3 separate regions of the Mus musculus genome follow, and regions 1 and 3 are each linked to region 2. Evidence: chromatin loops called from intact Hi-C (ENCODE). Cell type or tissue: heart. All regions are shown on one strand. Links, peaks and the distances in the headings refer to the core of each region. The heading gives the core; the rest is flanking DNA.

What was found. Peaks named below come from ENCODE experiments on the same cell type or tissue, not always from the same donor. Only the 100,000 strongest peaks of a DNase experiment are listed, where the experiment ranks them.
Region 1: a loop joins it to region 2, with 2.8 times the contacts of the local background. A loop is called at or near these places in 3 of 42 quality-filtered maps.
Region 3: a loop joins it to region 2, with 1.9 times the contacts of the local background. A loop is called at or near these places in 3 of 42 quality-filtered maps.

The regions. Positions count from the first base shown.
Region 1 is chr17:80,920,078-80,924,244 of GRCm38, forward strand. C230072F16Rik (RIKEN cDNA C230072F16 gene) reads left to right here. Exons shown (of 6, transcript NR_131127.1): 2 at 3,090-3,272; 3 at 3,389-3,524. Among named protein-coding and RNA genes, the nearest start is that of Tmem178, 22 kb to the right of the region's middle. In heart, for the core only: a CTCF peak has its summit at 2,005; a DNase peak (open chromatin) is centred at 1,804; H3K27ac peaks cover 270 bases.
Region 2 is chr17:80,682,227-80,686,393 of GRCm38, forward strand. The region is part of intron 1 of Map4k3 (mitogen-activated protein kinase kinase kinase kinase 3); the gene reads right to left. Among named protein-coding and RNA genes, the nearest start is that of Map4k3, 44 kb to the right of the region's middle. In heart, for the core only: a CTCF peak has its summit at 1,820 (motif pointing right); no DNase peak of the experiment used is centred there.
Region 3 is chr17:80,931,779-80,935,945 of GRCm38, forward strand. C230072F16Rik (RIKEN cDNA C230072F16 gene) reads left to right here. Exons shown (of 6, transcript NR_131127.1): 5 at 181-553; 6 at 1,164-1,669. Among named protein-coding and RNA genes, the nearest start is that of Tmem178, 11 kb to the right of the region's middle. In heart, for the core only: no CTCF peak of the experiment used is centred there; a DNase peak (open chromatin) is centred at 1,763; H3K4me3 peaks cover 771 bases; H3K27ac peaks cover 2,109 bases.

The DNA of each region.
Region 1 (4,167 bases), core at 811-3,310, 240 kb after region 2:
AATTCTTCTCTTCTCTTAACAGAGTTTGTATGTAGCCATTTGACACCAGTGAGCAAACAAAACAAGAACCAGAGGGTACCGGTTACACATGAAAAGAGATTAAGCCTAACTAAAATGGACTGAGTTCTCACAGCATGTTCAGCAGTGGTTCACAGTCTTTATGTCCAATCATTGAATCTTCACAACAGTCGCCTTAAAGAGATTCTCTTTTAATCCCTATCTAACTGGGGAGAAAACCGAAGGACGGACAGATTGAATGATTTGTAACCCAACTAGCTAATGGTGAGATTCAGATTTAATCTGTTGCAGCATGGCACTAGAACGAGACAGGTTAGCTATCCTTGCGCAATAGCACAAGATACATGTAATAGATTTTTATAGTTTTATTAAATATTGAACTCAGGAAAATTAAATCATAGCAGGCTGCAAATATAATTCAAACTTTTATTAAATGTCAGGATATTGGATCTTTGGATGCATTTTACTTCTGGGCAATCGCCCAGGTTCGAAGCATATATTTAAGTATTTGCTGTCATGATTTTGCATTGGTTTACAATTGCAAACCAGATTACATGGCGGGGGAGATTAAATTACTGACACGCTTTAGGGAGGAGACCTTTTGATCCTGGTGAACAGGCTCGAGTGTGATGCAGTACCCAGCAGGCCTCACTGACCTGGGCGTTTCCTTTAACGCACTGCTCTACCTCTATCGGGTGGTGTGTTGTCCGATTTGGATTTTCCAAAAGTAGGGGGTTATTCCTTATCTTTTAACCAGGTGCATTCCTACTGGAAATAAACGATCTTGGTATGTGACGAGATATGTGGATGCTATCAAAACTATTTTCTGCTTAGTTATAAAAGTCTAAAATTGCTAATTATGCCAACTTTTTTTCTTTCCCTAAAGTTCTCTAAAACATTATGAGAGTGGAAAGAACAACCTTTTTTTCATCAAAATAATGTCAAAGGCCACAGCCCTCCATGGAAGTATCCTCATTACCATGTCTCTGCCCACCTTGCTTTTGTCTGCACCCTGTATCTCTTACATGAAAGCTAGATTCCCAATGGTTCTAACTCCTTGCCTATCACAGTTATGAGATCAATCCTGGTAGGAACTATAGCAGCCTCTCCTTTGGAATTAGTGCTCATCCGGGTCCAGTGACATGGGCCTGGTATGGTTCCTGACTACTTCCTGGTTGACAGGCTTGCAGCGCCTGCTCACTGATACCAACTGCCCGATGCCTGAGACCACAAAGGTACTGTGTCCATGAGTCCTCTGCTCCCTTTGAGCTGAAGTTCTGTGTATTCACAAACTGGGCTATGCTTGAATCCACTACGTCTTTTGAGGATTTTCCAAAGACTTTCCTATGTCTAAGGACCAAGGGAGAGTGCCTGGCTGAATGCCTGGGCTTTCCAATGGAAACAGTCACAGGAGTAGGCTCCCAAGGCAGGCTAAAGGAACCTTGACACTCATTGTTATAAGAGAAGCCACTTAAGCAATCCCAAGTAAAGAAGAAACGCCAGACCCAAATGTGAAGTGGTAGGTTGTTGTTAAGAAGAAAGTGTAGTCAGGGTGCCAGATTGAAGCCGGCTCAAAAGAAAGAGCAGGGAGCTCAGAGTGCAAGTGGAACAGAGTGGAGCATGCAGAACAATGCAGGGCAGGTTGGGGAATGAATCCTGCAGGTTCTGTGATCCTTTAACGAGCAGTGGCTGGCACCAAGACCTTCAGGTTTGCAGCTGGCCTGGCTTGTCCTCTGGCTCCTCTTGCCTGTTTGTGCCTGTCTTTTGCTGCCAAGACCTCAGCAAGCCTCTCGCCTGCTGGACTTTGTGGTCTGTTCCATTTTCAGTTTAATAGAATTGATGTTGCTTGGTGCTCCCAGGACACATGGCATTGCTCTGTTTGGCGCTGGCAGTGCCTTCAACAGAAGGGGGGGAGGGGAGGGGAGGGGAGGAGGACTGCCAAGCAGCTATTTCCTTCAGCTGTGGTCCCACTGCGCCTCCTGCTTCTTGTGAGCGACAAGTCTGAAGGATTCTGAGTGGGATTTTTAAATTAAAATGTTTGATGTTTTCTATCGTGGAACATAGGAGATCATCTCTAATTAAAGTCAGCAAGTGTTTATTGAACACAGTGTTTAACAGCATTGCTTACCCTCACCCCAACCTTGTTATAAAAAAAATCATAGGAGCAAAATAATAATAATAATAATAATAATAATAATAATAATAATAATAATAATAATAATATACAGTGAGGTTCCAGAGTTCAAGGACATACTCACAAGTCATTACTATCTTCTCTTCCCCTCTCCTCCCCTTTCTCTTTCAGTTCTACAGACTGAACCCAAGGATTGGTGCATGCTAGGCAGTCTTTTGCCACTGGATATAATCCAGGTTACATTATGGCTTGAAATCATCTAATGCAAATGATAACGTAGCTAACATTACAAGCCATCTCAGAGCTTTCCATGTATCGTGACTCAGATGATGCCAGCTAAAACCAAACCACACAAAGAATATTTATTTCAGTCGCACTTCAGGATCTGAACAGATTCTGATTTTTTTTTTCAGCTTGTCTGAAGTATGACAAATTGGAACTGTGCATATTTAAGACATTTAAGGTGTACATCCTGACGTTTGGGTATGTATGTACATTACAAAGTGATCACCGCGGTCTAACTATTAACATATCCGTCACCTCGTAGAATTTGCATTTCCTACTCTACCTGTAGTAAGAACATTTAAGAAAATCTCAGGGCTATGACACAATATTGTCAAGTGTAGTCACTCACCATGCCTAAGAGAAGCGTAGCCACAGTGGCGGGCATGGTAGCGGAGACAGAAAGCTGAGAGTCTCAGCATGACACAGGGAGGGCAAGCTGGAAGCTGCATGATGTTTTAAACCCTCAAAGCCAGCCTCCAGTGATGTACCTCCTCCCACAGGCTATACATTCTGTACCTCCCCCAAACAGCAATGTCAACTGAGGACCAAGCGTTTAAACATTTGAGACTGGAGGATCTTCTCATTCAAGCCACCATAGGGTTGTACCTTGGATTCCACACAGAGATGATATCAAGTCATATTTATTTTGCAGAGTCTGGCTTATCAACATAATGTGCCCAGCATCACCCACATGGAGGCTTTAGTTATAATCCTCGTGCACTGGTTTGGACCCTGGAATTCGTTTGAAGAGATGTAGATCATCAGCTGAGTGCCATGTGCCAACCGTGAGACCCAGACTGATGTTGGACATGTTTGTAGTTTTGGGGAAGTTCAGGTACATTCAGTGGTTCCCTCTTTCTCCAGCTTAGCAATGAACCCTTTTCTTTTGCTGGACTATGGAGATCCACCTATATTGCTGCCTCTTAAGACACTTTTTTTTTTTGTCCACAGACCCTCACTACATTTTTCTTCGTGCCATCCTGAAACCATCTGTCTGTTTTTCGTTTCATGGCGTCTTCTACCTTCAGTGGCCAGCTCTTGCCAGGAATGGATTTTTCTGAAGTATCAAGAGGTCACAAATAACAAGGTTTCTTTCTTTCTAAAAACTTAGCAACATCCCAGTGTTTGTGTGTATAGTCTCTCTGTGTCCTCTCTGTCTTGGTCTCTGTCTGTCTGTCTGTCTGTCTCTGTCTCTCTTTCTCTCTTGTGTGTATGCGTGTGTGTGTGTGTATGTTCCTAAGGATCACCTAAGGAACTCTGCATGCTAGACAAGCACTCTACCTGTGAATTATACCCACACTCCTACGCCACATTTTAAAAACAATATAACTGTAAGTTGGGTACGGCAGCACGAGCCTGTGATGTGAGCATTCAGAAGGCTGGGGAGGAGTTCAAGGTCAATCTGGGTCAAGGTTCAAGGTCAAGTGCTGAGATGCTCACTCAACAAAACAAAAACAGATACAGAGAGACTTATAACTTTACCTTCCCCTGGAAGTCTGAAATTCTAATTAGTAACAAAACCTTTCCTTTTTTTCCCCTTTCACACACATACTTGTGCTCCACCAAATCCGATTAAATATAAACAGCTAGTGTCTGGCTAGATGATTAACAACCCATAGATTGCTGGAAATGTCGAAGCAAACCGTAGAAAAGTGCCCTCAGACTAACTGAAAGGGTTAATCGCATTTACTTTCTCCTACCAAAGGGCTCTGTTTAATTTTCACGTCCGC
Region 2 (4,167 bases), core at 603-3,102:
ACTTGTTGTGCTGAAGTTGGGGGTCAGAATGGAATTCAGCTTCCCAAGATTCATGTAAAACCCAGCTCTCTGGAGGCCCAGGCAGGGAACCCCCACAGCAAGCTGGCTACAGAGACAGCAGGAGCAGCTAGCTCTGGACTCAGTTAGGGACCCTGCCTCGACGTGTAAGATGAGAGCACTGAAGATGCCTCCAGCCGTCAAACTTGGGTCTCTGAACACATCTGCATACATGTCCTCTCAACACCTGCACACACCTGAGTCCCCATACACAAAGGCGTGCATATGCAGCATTCACACACCAACAAATATACTCCTTCCCTCCACTAACACACGTAAGCAAACTAGGGAAGTACACAAGAAAGCAGAAAAAAAAGTTAAGCTCTTACTAAAAATATGCACTTAAGACTCTCCCAGGGCCGGGAGAAGGTTCCCGTGGTAATGTGCTTGCTGAACAGGCAATAGGGTCTGAGTCTAAGTCCTCGGCAGCCACAGAAAAGCAGGGCACAGGTATCGAGTATGGCTACACATGCCTGTCATCCCAGCATCCGGATGATCTCTGCTCCAGAAAGTATGTTGGCAGTTGATAGGTGACACTGATGCCAACTTCTGACCTCAACACACACAAACATGCACAAACACACATTATACATATGCCACACACTACTTTTTTAGAGTCATCGTGGTGGCACAGACCTTTAATCCTAGCACTTCATTTGATGAGAGGGAGAGGCAGGTGTGTCGGTTGACACGAGTTCAAGGCTAGCCTGGTTTACAAAGTTAGTTCCAGGTCAGCCAAGGTTACAAAGTGAGACTCTGCCTTAATTTTTTTTTTAAATCCAAAAGATTCTTTTTGTGGTATCTGAGTGTGATTCCCACCCCACTGTAAGCCTAAGTTGTTTGAATACTTGGTCCCCAGTTGGCTGTCTGGGAAGGGTGACGAGGAATGACCTTGTTGGAGAATGTGTCATGGGTGGGGGAGGCTGAGGTTTCAAAGCCTCCGGTCATCTCCAGTGCCCTCAGTGCCTCCTGCTCACGGTCTCTCAGCTGTTTCTACCCCATGCCTTCGCTCCCTCCTCATGAACTCCAACGCTCTGGAAAAGCCAATCCAATAAACACTTTCTTCTCTAAGTTCCTTACATCACAGTGTTTTAACAAAGCAGTAGGAAAGTAACTAATATATTCCCTATAGAAAGTTAAAAATTTAAAAAATGCAGGGAAAACTCATTTAAAAATCTTATCTTTAGGGCTGAAGGAGATGGTGAAGCGGTTAAAAGCACCGGATGCTTTTCCAGCACCCTCATGACGGCTCTCCACCATTCCTATTCCAGGGGATTCAATGCCCTCTCCTGGCCCCCATGGGCACCAGGCACATACAACACAAACATAAGGCAAATATACATATAAAAAAGTTTTTAAAAATTCTTCAACTTATAATCTTCATCACTAACAAATACTCACGATGCCCATATGGAGACAATGGAAAACAGATCTGAGTACTTCTAGCCAAAGTTCCTTTCTTTTAAGTGTGACAAACCCCCCAACAGCACTGAGTAAATTCTGTTCCTTTCTCCAGGATGAGACATCACATAAACAATGAACCTGGAATGTCACTGTGGAGCATCTGCAAACAGGGACATGGTGACCTGGGGGAAACACTGGGCATCGAAAATAAAACCGGATGCTACTTCCTGACTCAGTGAATCTCTAATCAGACCTGTTCAAAAGTCTCACTTGTTTACTGAAAAGAGGTATGGTGACTCCACTGTGTGACATCACAACGTGAAGCTGATTGATCAGAGCTGAAAATTTGTTCCCAGAGGCCACAGGAGGGCACACTCTTCATGGACAAAGTCACAAATGTCCTTTCAAAATGGCTGCTGCACTCAAAATACTTGGCTAAGAGCTGATTTACTCAGAGCTCTCATTAGCCATATTCAGCTGAGAAATCATGACAGTAAACTCCTAGTGAGCAGGTGAAATAAGCCACTAGTCACTATGCTTTCAGAGGGTCTGTCACTACTCTTTGACTTATTAATTCAAAAGGTCTGTCAAAAACTTGCTATAAGGTATCAGTTCCAAACCCCAGTCTCTCTGGGATGAATAATTAACTTCTGGTGCTCTCTTTCCAGTGGCCGGAGCCAGGCGGCTTAAGAGCTCCCCCTCCTCCTGCTTTCTGCAGTGCAACTCAGTGTATCTTACTTGGTAATACTCTGTGAGGGCGGGGTAGAGGTCCAAAGGAAGTCAGGGGACTTCTATTTCAGAGCCTTTTCTCATCAGAAACCATGGAGTTTTGAATGCATTATGATTGTGTGGCACACTGGTAGCTGCAGACATGGGATTTTAGTAACTAAGATGCCGAGGCAGTACGAGAGTGCAATGCCAATCAAGACTATGTAGCAAAACCCTATCTTTAAAAAAAAAAATCACTTATTTCAGGATTAAGTCAATAATATCTCAAATATTTATTCTGGATTTATCAGTTTTGATTCAGCTCAAGCAATTTAGTTTTCAAATGAGCAAGGCTAACATTCCAAGATATTAGCATGTATGAACTTTAAAAAAAAAAAACCAAAGTCAGTATTGCAATAGAATTTTCATACTTCTTAAAAGCAGACACTGAAGTGGCCTGCCATGAGCATTACACCTTGCTGTTTGTTGACAGCCCTCAGAGGACTCCACAGCAGTTTCCCTTTCACTGAGGACCTCACTGCGGCCACTTCATAGATTAGTTAGTGGAGCACCATCACTGCTGAATTTTAGAATATTTCACCACAGCACCAAAACAAAAGCAAGCCCCTAAGCCCACAGCGATCATTCCCACTCTCCCGTCCCTGGGGTCTTGAGTAGTATGGATGTTTCACTAAATGGAACTGAGCAACACGGGGTCACTGGTTAGTGCTCCTGCTACTCAGAATGTTCTTATTCACAAATACTATCACGTTGCAGAGAAATACAGTCGGGCTTTCTACTCATCGCTGAAGGATACAGAAGGAGGTAGTTAATCCTCAGTGTCAACTCAACTGGCCTAGGGTCCCTGAGGAAACACGTTTCTGGGCATATCTGTGCTTGCAGAGATTATAAGTGAGGAAGAAGACCACCGGCGACTGTAGCCGGCATCATCCCATGGGCTGAGGCCCCAGCCCAGACTCAGGGGAGGGGGAAGCCGGCTGAGCATCCCTGCTGTTCTGAGGCATGCCAAGAGGATTCGCAGGTCCACACTTCCAACACGATGGAGCTCCCTTCGCAGCCATTCGCAGCCGTGAGGATTCACGCCCCATCTAACCGGGAGCCAAAATAAAGCTTCCCTCTTCCCCTCAAGGTGCTTCTTTTCAGGTGTTTGCTCAGAGTGACAAGAACAGTACACATAACACATGGGTTCTTTTCATATTCGTGTGTTATAAATACTACTTACTACTATATATGAAACCATATAAATGTCTGGGTAAACCTGTTTCTAATTCTCTCAAATACAGACCTTAAATGTACTAAAAAATGCTGGGCTGTATAATATTCCAGGCCCATGACTTTGAAGATGGATCACTAGAATGGAAAAGTTGTTTGAAGAGCTGCCAAATTGTTTTCCAAAGCAGCTCTAGTGTCTTGTACTATCTCAACTAACACATTCTGCTTCAGTTCCCCATAGCCTTGGAACTCTGTTACTTTGTGTTTTCCTTTGGCTCTCCCATGGGGATGCCCACCCGCCTCTAGAACCCAGTTACAGGTGTGCGTCATCACTCCTAGCGCATCCACTTAAAACACCACCAGAAGTTTAGACCTTAATCTGCACACCATGCACACTTTCTCTCCCATTAGGAGCTCTTCTCATTTCCCCTCCCGTCTCACTGGCCTAGCAGGCAAGCACATCAGCTTGGGGCTACACCTTAGTGCCCGCCTTCATCTCCTTGATGCATTAATGTATTTATTTTGATGAAGTCCAACGTGGCTTGTTTTGTCCCTCTGTGTTTCTCGACGGTTGAGAAAGCTAGCATGCCAGAGCTCTTTGCCAACAGGCTTTACTTTCCACCCGTACATTAAGGTCAATGATCCACTTTTAGTAACTTTCTGTATGATGTTGCACCATAGGGAGTTTCCAATTTCATTCTTGTGCATGTGAATATGAAGTTGTGAAACACAGTATTTTTAACTTCAATAAAACCCTTTATTATC
Region 3 (4,167 bases), core at 811-3,310, 250 kb after region 2:
TCCTTTCCCCTTTGATTTACCCAGTGTCACAATGTCACAATGCCTGTGTCATCTCTTCTTTTGCATCTGTGCTGTCCTTATGAGTCCTCTTACTCATGCCCAAATGACTCTGGGTGCACTGTTATCATTTTCGTTGTCACCAAGGCTACAGTAATCACCTTCTTTCTTTTTTTTCCGTAGATGGTGCTGCAGCTCTTTCCCCCATTGCTTAATATCTTGATGGCATTTTAAAGACCATGGGTTCTGAATCAACCTGTTGCCGTTTTATCCAAGATTCTTCACCAAAAGTCCTCTATCCTTGCTGGACCGTGGTGCCCACTGACCATGAATGAAATTCTTCTCCCTCGCCACCAACGTGCTCCCATTCACCTGGGACCCAGCAGCATGTCTACAGCCACCTCTGTTCATGACTTCCCCATCCTCTTGACACATTACCATCACCTGAGAAATACCGAGCAGCAAAGAACTTCTGCAATGCCAACCAAACTATCACAGTTGTTCATATCCCTGCTTCTCCTGCTGTGTCCGCAGCTCTTTTTGACCATTCCTACAGGTGACAACGTTGTACACACTCATGACAGTCTTTCCATTTGTCTAGCAGATTCTTTTCCTTCTTGCTTGCATATGTGAGATGTGCGACTAGGGAACAGACTAGCAACCAGTGATCCATTTGGCTTGGGCTATGCACACCCATCTTCTAATAATGTATCAGGCACTACTTCCTGTAAGTACTATGTATACAAACATACCTCTGAATATGGAGGGTATGAGAGCAGATCTGGCACAGACTGTATTGGAGTACAAGGCAAAACTGTGTCTTTCAGTAAATTTTTAAAGGAAATCTTTTATTAGCTATCTAATACCTACCAATAATAGGGTGTACATATTAACGTCAGATGGATTAAGGGAAGAATGGCTCACAGTGAACAACTGTTAATGTGATCCAAGCTGACAGTCAAAATAGGGAATCACTTGATTACACGCCTAGCACCAAAGCTCCCTCCTCTTGTGTATCCTACAAAAAGAAGCCCCAAACAGTACTTGGAGCCTTGAGTATCTCCATACATGCGGCCCACCGTCCTCTTGCAGTATATTCTGTTCTGTTGCTTCTCTTGAATGAAGTCTCCTCACTATTTTGTAATCTGTGTGGACTTTGATTTCAGGCCAAGAACCTGGAAACACCTGGCCCAGATCCTGACTGCTATCAACACACCAACTTTGTCCAGCTTGAAAACAAAGCAGAACAAAACAAGACAAAGGCAAAGACAAAAAAACAAAACAAAACAAAAAAATCCCCCAAAGACCAAAACCAAAACAAAAAACCCACCAAAACCTCTGTTCCTTTTGTGTTTTATTTTCCTCATTAGTCATTCCTGTTAGTGAGCACACACACGCCACGCCTCATCAAAACATACTGTACCTTATTTCCATGTCACTCCCTCCCCACTTATTCTTCTTCTGAACAAAAACACTCTATTCACATTTTCTCCCTCCTCCTAGTCTTCCTCAGGTCTACTCCAGGCAAGCTCACACCCCACTACCAAGGAAACCCTTACAGTGAAGCTTCCAGCGACATCTGCACTGCCAAGGCCCACTCTGAAGTCCCAGCTCTTGTCTTGGTCAACGAGTCGCAGTCACTGACTTCGGGGGCTGATGAATCCCTTCTGTCCTGAAACACTTGCTTCTCTTGGCTCGCTCTTGGGACTCTGAACTCTTGCATCTCTCTGGCCATGTCCTTTTGCCTCCTTGTGCTTCCCTAGACTCCAATAGATGGTGATTTTCCATGTCTCAGTCCTTGACCTTTCCTGTCAAGGCTTACTCTCTGGCTGACATCATGCAGTCTCATGGTTGAAGCCTCATCTATATTTGGATTCTCTTGGTTCCGAGTTTCTATCTTTAGCCTGAACTTCTTCCTTTAACTCTCTGCTTGCACATCCCATGGCTTCCTTACTGTCGGTATCTCGCAGCTAGTAGAACTCATAGTGCACTCTGTCTGAGCTCCTGACGTGGTCCACACTTCCACTCGCCTCCAGCAGCCTGTGCTTTGTCTGCTGACTCTATTGTCACCCTTCCTTTTTGTTGTCACATTGGAAATTCTTTTGGTTTCACTTTCAAGACCTCCCCAGAAACCACACGCTTGTCGCCATCTGACAGGCTACCTCTATCCTGGTCTAAAACCTGTCAATTGCCTATGAACTAAACAAACAGCCTGCACAAGTACAGACCCTGAAGTCCCACCATGCAGACTGGACGCAGTGGCTCTGCCAGTAAAGAATGACCTGAGCAAGGTGCTCAACTCTGCTTCTCCAGGTTCCTCACTGGGAAGACTGGGATCCTAACAACAATGCTGCTACTATGACTAGAAGTTGTGGAAAGTATTAAAGAAAAAAAAAAAACACCCCACATATAAAATATTGCCAGCCCCTACCAAATAGCATATGACCAATAAATGCTAAGTATTATCTATAAAGCTATAAAAACTCCATGACAGCGGATGAAAGGTGGTCAGCAAAATCAGAGAAGTTATGGGAATAACTATTCTGCTGAGCATAAGCCAAGACGATCTTTCCATATCCAAACCTAAGACAGGTGTGGTGGTGTGTGCCAACAATCTCAGTGCTTTGGAGGCAGAGGCAAGAGGATCAAGATTTCAAGGCGATCTTCAGACAATAGTGAGCCCAAGGGAAGCCTGGGCTGCATTAGGTGCTATGTCAAAAATTCAAACATGAATAAATAAATAAAAATTAATTAATTAATACCCAGGCCCATGTTGAATCAGGATAGAGCATGTTTGCATCAACTACTCTGACCTGTGCCTGTCTCTCGGTCCATTGCACCTTGGAGCAGCTTTTATCTGTCTTACAGTTTTACAGACAGACAACCCACTGCTAAGATGCCTCGATCTGGTAGTACTTGGTATTATCATGTCGCTGTCCTCAGCTTTAAGAACAATTTCTTCTCCAAATCCCCTTCCAGATCCCAGGAATCACAGATGGCCTTAATCTCAATCTTGGCTCTATTCTTGGTCAATCCCCCAATCACTCTTAAGGATTCCATATCTGGGTTACTGTTGCTGCTACCAATGACCACATTTAAAAGTGAGCCCAGCTCGGCATCAGGTCCTCTGCCTATATACTGGAGCTTCCAGGTTAAGTGTTTTATGGGTGCTTGAGTGTGCAAACAAGAGGGTCTCTGACTCTTCTGCTTCTTGTGCTTTTTTCCTTCTGTTGGTTTGTCTTGCCCAACTTTAATGTATCTTATTATATTCGTTTTATCTTATTATATTTTATTTTGTTATATTAAGAAGTGAATGAATGAATGAATGAATGAATGAATGAATAAATGAAAACTTAGCATAAAGGTTAACAACTGAACTGTCACTTATACCTGCTGGGGACAGGAGAGGGAAAAATCAGTTTTCTCCGACAAAATAACACTGGGTGTATCAACCATTCCAGAACAGGCCTCACGTTCCATGTCGGCTGACCAGCACATAACTGGACTCCACAATTATTATTTTTTTGTGTGTATTTTCTTTGGCTATGCTTTGGCAGATCCTTTTTTTTTTTCTCTTTTGTGGTATGGTTTTTACCTTGTTTTCTTGGTTTTGAGGGGCTCTGCTGTGTTGAGTTTTTGTTTGTTTTTTGAACAGGAACTTTAAAGTTGGGTGGGTAAGGAAGGGGAAGAGGATCTAAAAGGACAGGTGAAGTGAAGAATATGATCAAAATATATTGAAATTTTAAAATTATTTTAAATAATAAGATGTAATTAAAGCTACATTAAAAACGAGCCCTATAAATCTAATTTCATGCAGCCATGAAGACCATTTTAAATTCTCATTTTACTGGGAAAAAGAAAGCCCAGGCTTTTGGAGAAATGTGGTTGCTACAGAAAAATTGTAAGCCGCCAAGTAAGACCAGAAAAACTAATAATTTCCCATAAATTCCAAGGTGAGGCCAGCCAGCCAGACCTCCATGGGTGAAAAAAAAAAAAGAGTAATTAAATAATTTTCCTGAACACCCAGCAGTAACCTTTCTTATTTGTGACTAAACTTCATCAGTAGAAACTTTAGGAATTTCTTTTGGCTAATTGTAGGGTTTTCTAGGAGAGAACCACTTTCTGTGGTATTGGGATTTCCACAAGCACAAAGTGCCTTGGCTGGAAAAC